Linked DNA regions of Homo sapiens: region 1 is linked to region 2. The links are chromatin loops, found by intact Hi-C in ENCODE. Cell type or tissue: Calu3. All regions are shown on one strand. Region 1 overlaps FGGY (FGGY carbohydrate kinase domain containing). Region 2 overlaps FGGY (FGGY carbohydrate kinase domain containing).

Region 1 (4,000 bases), 81 kb before region 2:
AATTCATGGAGTGATAACTGTTCCATTGCAGCCTAACCCAAGGACAGTTATAAAGGGAATCATTGCCAAGAACTACCAAGTGATATATGAGGTATGTGAACAAACATACAACTTTTTAAAAAAGTAAACATACCCAGGATTTTTAGATACAACTGGGCATATGTCCCCATGTAAGAAGTTCCTTTTGGTGCATACATACTTATTCTCATGATATGAGAATTCTTCAGAACACTCCATTGATTTCTTTGGAATTTCATTCTGCATTTGGGTCAACTGTATTAGAATATCCTTCTGATGATAATTCTTAGGTCTTGGATGTCAGGATTGGTTTTAAAAAATGGATAAAAGCTACTGGGAGACATGAAGCCTGACATGCTGGGTACTGAATTTGGGTATGACAGACATTGGCTAGGGAAGGCTCCTAGGTCAGTTTTATCTAAAGCAACAAATGACCTCCAGAGCAATGACCATTTTACTATGCAACACTGCTTTGTTTTGGGGTCATTTAAAACACTGGTCAAGCTTCTTAACTGCTTCAACATTTTAAATATCTAGCTCTATTTGGCTTCAGATATTTGTCTCTAATTAAGACACTTATTTCTGTACCCATATGAAATGTGTTCTTCCCCTACCCCCTGTTTACAGAGAGAGTTGGTTATCTGAAAGTATGACTTTCTAGTTGCGGTCTGTTGCCACATGGCCCTCTCTGGACATTATTCTTCTGCCTCTATAAAAAAGGACACCAAGCTCATGATTTGTTGTGTAGGCATGCTTCATGGACTCCAGATCAACATAACCTTTGTCATGTCTAATTTTCTTTTCTTTTCACCATGACTCCCTTTTAGTAATAGAAGTTGATCATGTCAACTAGGTAATGAAAATAAATTTCAGGTCTTCCTGCTGGCATCATAAAAATATTTAAAACAATCTCAATAAAACTAACCACAAAATTGTAGTAGTTTGAGTCTTGAATTCTTGACTCCATCAGGCCTGCTCCACTGTTACGCGGCTTCCTTTGCATAAGCCTTGCCTTGTTTACAGCCTCCATTCTGAACTCTGCCTTAATGTACCTCACACTCACCTTCTCAGCTTCATGACATTTTCCTGGTTCCTGCATTCATGGCTTATTTTCTTATTTGTGGCCTCACCTGGCCCCTCCTCTACCTTTAACCTGCTTCATCACACCTCAAACATGATTCTCCTGGTGTCTAAGATGTTATTACTTTTATATCTCAACTGGGGTGGTTGAGAGTTCTCCCACCAAGTTCATCTGGCCCCTCTAGGAGAGCCTAGAATATCCACAGAGGAAGTGACCCTAAAGGGCACTAAGAGCAGGATTTATTTTCCAACATAAGTTATAAATTACATTTACTTATACCAAAGTTTAATCTGAAATCCTAACTATATTAGTGTAGAATCTGAACAGCCCTGACTCAGAGCCTAGGCAGATGTGTGGCTGTGGCCAGCAAGACCATGGGTGGTAATATTTACTACTGATTTACTGGGCAACCTAAAGATGCAGCTGGAAAATTTGACTTTACAAACTGATATAAATGCCAAAATTACATAGGCATGACTTTTAGCCACTCCACAGGACAAAGAGGCAGCAGTAGCTGAACTAGGAAATGCTGCTTTTAACGCTTTCAAGGTTGGCTCAGAAACAATGAAAACTTTCAGCAGCTCATCCCAGGGAGCAGCAACAGCAATGCATCTGCACAAAGCCAGAGGGCTGTTGGCCTGTTTTATTTTTTTCTTTTCCTTTTTCCTCACTTTGCTTCTTCCAAACTTTGTAGCCCTTTGGCCTGCCTTCACCCATGTGCAAGGACTAGCTGTTACTTACCATGCCCTTTAGTGTCAGATCTGCTAAGGGAGACCGGTTGCCATGGAAATCTGGCCAAACATGTAAATCAACAGTAAGGAAACCCACAGGCTGAGCCTTCTTAATCAGATCCAGGTGACTGTTCAAATATGCATATATACTCTGGCATCTGGAAGAGAAGTGAATTTTATTTTTAAAGGGGGGATAGGGTCAGGGAGCAAATCATTCTATAGAAAGAAACCATTTGTACTTCCAGATCCAGGAAAGTAAGCAGGCTCCTAAAAGCTTCAGAGAAGCTAGCCCACTGTACTCTCAAATCACACTGTACTATCACCAAGAAAGGTGCCACATCCTAGTAGAAAGGTTTGGAGTCAGAAGACTGGATCCAGGAATGGCTTTACTCTTAGTAGATGTATGGCCATGAGAAAGTTATTCAAACTTTCTGAACCACCCTCTTCTCATCTGTAAAAACAGATATCATAATCCCTGTCCAACTTACCTCATAGGGTTATTGTGAAGATCAAAGAAGATTATGTATGTGAAGGCGCAGTATTTTGTAAACTGTACAGTACTGGTCATATGTCAATAATTTATTAAAATCAGTATTCCTAATTGTAATAATGATGATGAGTTGATAAATGGAGAGAAATTATAAGTTCCCAGACTCAGGATAGGATTTTGCTAAGTAAAGTGACTGAATGTCATAAATGCAGTTAGGATCAGGAGTTAGAGACCTGATTTTCAACCTAAACCCACCAGATGACATTGTGTACGTTTTTTCTTTTTCTTTTTTTGAGATGGAGTTTCAGTCTTGTTGCCCAGGTGGGAGTGCAATGGTGCAATCTCGGCTCACTACAACCTCCGCCTCCCAGATTCAAGCGATTCTCCTGCCTCAGCCTCCCCACCCAGCTAATTTTTGTATTTTTAGTAGAGACGGGGTTTCACCATGTTAGCCAGGCTGGTCTCAAACCCCTGACCTCAGGTGATCCACACATCTCGGCCTCCCAAAGTGCTAGGATTACAGGTGTGAGCCACCTCGCCTGGTTTTTTTTCTCCTTTTTAAGTCTCAGTTTCTTCATGTGTAGAATGAGGGAGTCAAACCAACTCCTTCATTCTTTACATGTTCAGGTGAAGAGGAGGTGGAGAGAAGATGATGGGCATGAGAGCACTACTCAGTTCAAATCTTGATACTACCTCTCCTAGCTCGGTAAAATGGGCCAGTGACTTAACCTCTGACCTCCAATTTTCCCACTCATAAAATAGGTTTAATAACACCTACCTCACCGGGTTAAATCACACCACATGACACAAAGATGAAAGCTGGTCAACCTTCCCCTCTTAAAAGATGCTGCTTTCTAAAAGTTCTGAACCAATGATTTCAAAAGAAAGTGGATATTGCAGTAGTTGGCATCTGTGCTACTTCCCACTGGGGTCCTTGGAAGTCTCTTTAAAGGTTAAAAACATGGCTTGTATAATGGCAGAAAAAAAAGTATAGGAAATCAATATCCAAAGGAGGTTAATATCTAAGATACCTAAGGCATTATTTATGCTTTGCATTTTAAAAGTGTTTTAGAAGGAAGGCTCAGTGATTTCTAGTTCTAGTTTGTGATTGGGTGAGTGATCCCATGGATCCCATGAAGTTGCCAAAAGTTTCCTGTACTTGGTGTAGGGAAACAAACCAATGAGTAGAGCATTGATTTTTAAATTCTCTTTTTTTCCCCATTTACCAGTAGAACTCCTTTACTTATTTTTTATTTTATTTTATTTTTTTCTTTGAGATGGAATCTTGCTCTGTCACCAAGCTGGAGTGCAGTGACGCGATCTCGGCTCACTGCAAGCTCCGCCTCCCGGGTTCACGCCATTCTCCTGCCTCAGCCTCCCGAGTAGCTGGGACCACAGGCGTCCGCCACCACGCCTGGCTAATTTTTTTTGTATTTTTAGTATAGACGGGGCTTCACCGTGTTAGCCAGGATGGTCTCAATCTCCTGACCTCGTGATCTGCCCACCTCGGCCTCCCAAAGTGCTGGGATTACAGGCTTGAGCCACCACACCCGTCCAGTAGAACTCCTTTATTAAACAAAAATTGTATGTAAATATTCAATGTAAAAATATAGAAAAGCAAAGCTGCTCTGTGTGAGCATGAGTGAGTGTGTAAATGTGAATGCATGTATATGTGTGTGT
Region 2 (4,000 bases):
CTAGGCTTATTAGGGTGGGGAAAAAACCCACCCTGGTAAATTTGAGGTCAGATCGGTTCTCTGCTCTTGAACCCTGTTTTCTGTTGTTTAAGATGTTTATCAAGACAATACATGCACAGCTGAACATAGACACTTATCAGTAGTTCTGAATTTGCCCTTGTACTGTTTCCTCAGAAGTATGTGATCTCTGTTCTCCTTTTTGCCTTTGAAGCATGTGATCTTGTGACCTACTCCCTGTTCTTGCACCCCCTCCCCTTTTGAAATCCTTAATAAAACTTGCTGGATTTAAGGCTCAGGTGGGCATCATGGTCCTACTGATATGTGATGTCACCCCCAGCAGCCCAGCTGTAAAATTCCTCTCGTTGTACTCTTTCTCTTTATTTCTCAGCCGGCTGACACTTACGGAAAATAGAAAGAACCTACGTTGAAATATTGGGGGTGGGTTCCCCCAATATGAGTTCATACTGATGTCTCTAATTCTAGTCCATAACCACATGGATTGTTCATGTGATTAACAACTCATTTTTAATAACAATATCATATTTGGTATTTTGTGCCAGGTACAGTGCCAAGTCATTTACAAAGATGGCCTAATTTGAACCTGAACAAAACTTTATGGGTAAATACTATCACTCACATTTAACAGATGCAGAAACTGAGGCACTGAAAGATGAAGCATCCTGCCTAAATTCACACAGTAAGTGGTGGGGGCAGCGTATGAGCCTATGTCTTTGAGTCTCCACATCCCTTCAATGATAGAGAACCACTATCTCAATATTAAGACTGAAAAAACTTCAGTTCTGAGCGATTTAAGATGCAGATGTAGTTCCCAGCTCTCTTCAGGTATTGTTCTGCTCAAATCTTACCTCCTCAGTGTTTCTCCCTACCCCGACCCCCCCAGGGTCCTGTCCCCATCTGACATGCTAACTGGAAGACAAGTTGCCAAGTTACAACCCAACCTGACAGCTCAAGAAAAGGATGTCAGTACAATGGCAAGGATCAGCTCCATCTTACCCCATGACTTTTCAACCTCTGGCTAACCCCTGCTGTGTATTATCTGGGGTTTTGGTGACTTGGTAGTAATTAACTCTGAACAAGCAGCTCTGCTTTCATGGAGTTAAAAAAAGAATGGCATTTTTCCCCTGTTAATTAAATCACCCACAAGGAAGATAAATGTGCAGCCCATGCTTGTATCTTCTAAAATATCAAAGGCCTTATTAACATGTCTTATGTTCAACCTCAGGCTTTTTCTCCAGATTCCTGGAAGCAACAGGAACCTGGAGGTACGAAGCTTCTAAGTATTTACCAATACTCACTTATGTGGTCATTCGTTCATTCATTTATTCTTTTTGGGTGATCTAGAAAGAGGCAACCTGGATCAAGCACAAAACGTTCCTGGGAATTTTGTCTCAATCTACTAAATTGGAAACATCAGAAGTAAGCAGACAGGAAGAAAGAGGATCCTTCAGATCATGCTGAAAACCACTTTTTGAAAAGCCCGCATCACCCTTTGGTCCCTGTGTTCTGTTTGGTTAATTTTTCCTCACAGTGGCGGTTTTATTTGCCAGAACCACAACAAAGGGGGTCCTTGAGTCTCCCTGGGAGTGTTTCCTCAGACCTGCACCTCTCCTAGACCTCACAAAGGTGTTATTGTTGCTGGGTTCCCAGCACCTGAGGAGATCAAAGGCACTTTCCCATGCCAGCATGACCACAGTCTCACCCTCATGACATAACATTAAAGCTGATGATTAATCCCCTTGGCCCAGAGGGTCCCTTCCCACTCCCAAGTACAAAGCAGGATGGGGGTGGGGACTTTATTTCCAGCACAACACAGCCATCATAAACTGGCCTTTTATGGCCCTCATTCATCGCAACCAACTGCAGCTGCCCATCAAACTCGTTAAAGCCCAAACAGTTGCTTCATGTGAGCCGTTTACATCACTAGGAAAGTTTAATAACAATCTCCACCATTTTTGAGTGTCTGCTGTGTGCTAGGTACAAACCTACATAATGCATGTTACTCAACAACCCTGTGAGACTGGCATCATTATCCCCAATTTGATGGATGAAGAATCTGAAGCTTAGAGAAGTTAAGTAGCTCACTCAGGTCAGAGGGCCAAAACATGCATGAGCAGATGTTCAAGCTTGCCTCTGGACAATGTAAAAGCCCATGTTCTCACCATTCCTCTATGGGTACATCATCTTCATGCACAATTCAGGGAGGCAAGGAGGAGTATGAGCTTTGGAATCAGAGTTAGATTTCAGTTCTTAGCTCAAGAACTTCAAAGCTTTGTGACTTTGGGAAAATTACTGGACTTTTCTACGCTTTAGGTCCCAAATGTGTACATTAAATGGGTAGGGAAAGCCAGCCTCATCTCCATTAAGAGACAGTAAGACTAAGAAGCAGGCCATCACAGAGACACTTGCATCCATTTAGATTTGCTTCTGTTCAGAAATCTGAATTGAGTGGGGTAAAAATGCCTGAGATTCAGATCTCCCAGGAGAAGCCTGATTAGATGTATCCCTGTGAAAATAAGAGATAATTTAAACAGGATTAAATCAGTATTCAGTGAAGACAATCTAACAAGTGTAGACTCATATCAAGGGAAAGAAGGGCTGGCTCCTGGGCTGGTGCCTTCTGGCTTAAAGAGGCCTCAGGCCTCTGCAGATCTCTCCCTTCAGGGACAGCTGAGCCTTACAAAAGGGCTGCTGAGCAGAAGAAATATGCTGAAATTATTATTATTATTTTTGAGATGGAGTGTCGCTCTTGTTGCCCAGGCTGGAGTGCAATGGCACTATCTCGGCTTGCTGCAACCTCTGCCTTCTGGGTTCAAGCAATTCTCCTGCCTCAGCCTCCCAAGCAGCTGGAATTACAGGTGCCTGCCACCACGCCCGGCTAATTTTTTGTATTTGTAGTAGAGACGGGGTTTCACCATGTTGGCCAGGCTGGTCTTGAACTCTTGACCTCAGGTGATCCACCCACCTCGGCCTCCCAAAGTGCTGGGATTACAGGCGTGAGCCACTGTGTCTGGCCAAATATGCTGCAATTTTTAAACTTAGAAAAATTCCATTCAAGACTGCCCAGAGCCCAAACAGAAGGAAATCTATTTCCTTAAAGTCCAGCACAAATGTCACCTCAAGAAGATTCTATCACCCTGCACCCTCCCAGGCAGAGTCAGCCACTGTTTGCTTTCTGCTCAGTAACAACAACAGTCCTAGTGATTAAGAGTGAGCCCTTGTGATGTGCTTACTGCATGTGGAGCACTTAGTATCACCTCATTTAATTCTTGCAGCACTCTGACAGGTGCTGTCACTCTCTACATATTGTAGATGAGGAATCTGGGACCCAGAGAGTTTAAGTACCTTGCCCAAAGGCCCACACTTAGTAAACTGAGGAAGTGGGACTGGAAACCACTCGGGCTGGCTCCCTCAGCCATAGAAAATGGGATGCCATGTGCAAGAATACCTCGCATATTGCTTGGCACATAACAGATGCTTAGTATCATGAGTTCAATTTGTATCTACATTGGGGGGCCTCACATTATATTCTAATACCTGTTATAACTTCATCTCATCCCACTGAGCCGATGTCATTCTTATATCCACAGTTTAGCACAAGAGCAGGGATTGATAAGTAAGTACATGTATTTATATCAACTGAACTAGAATATCTGATGGTAAAAAGGCTCAGGGGTCCCTACAGTTGCAAAACAGTCTCACATCCCACTTAATTTCCTCCATAGCTGCTTTGGTTCTGCCCTGGGCTGTGTCCCGCTCTAATCTCTGCTCATCTCCCTGCTCCTCCCCCACTCTGCCCTCTATTATACTTATCTGGGAAAATTCCAAAGAGTCGTCGATTTAAGTTTAACAGAGTAATGACTTTTAAATAAAAATATGGTAGAAATGGGTACTTATCGGAATGGAATGCTTTCAGACTCATGCATTTAAAGAAGATATAAATTTTAGGGCAGGCACTAAATTTTAACTGCAATCTTGGAGA

The links. Peaks named below come from ENCODE experiments on the same cell type or tissue, not always from the same donor. Only the 100,000 strongest peaks of a DNase experiment are listed, where the experiment ranks them.
Region 1: it touches region 2 in a loop (2.6-fold over the local background); 1 of 110 quality-filtered maps calls a loop at or near these places.

The regions. Positions count from the first base shown.
Region 1 is chr1:59,636,216-59,640,215 of GRCh38, reverse strand. It overlaps FGGY (FGGY carbohydrate kinase domain containing), which reads right to left. Exons shown (of 16, transcript NM_018291.5): 11 at 1,841-1,988. Among named protein-coding and RNA genes, the nearest start is that of MIR4711, 95 kb to the left of the region's middle. In Calu3, no CTCF peak of the experiment used is centred here; a DNase peak (open chromatin) is centred at 1,885.
Region 2 is chr1:59,554,752-59,558,751 of GRCh38, reverse strand. The region is part of intron 8 of FGGY (FGGY carbohydrate kinase domain containing); the gene reads right to left. Among named protein-coding and RNA genes, the nearest start is that of MIR4711, 180 kb to the left of the region's middle. In Calu3, no CTCF peak of the experiment used is centred here; a DNase peak (open chromatin) is centred at 1,601.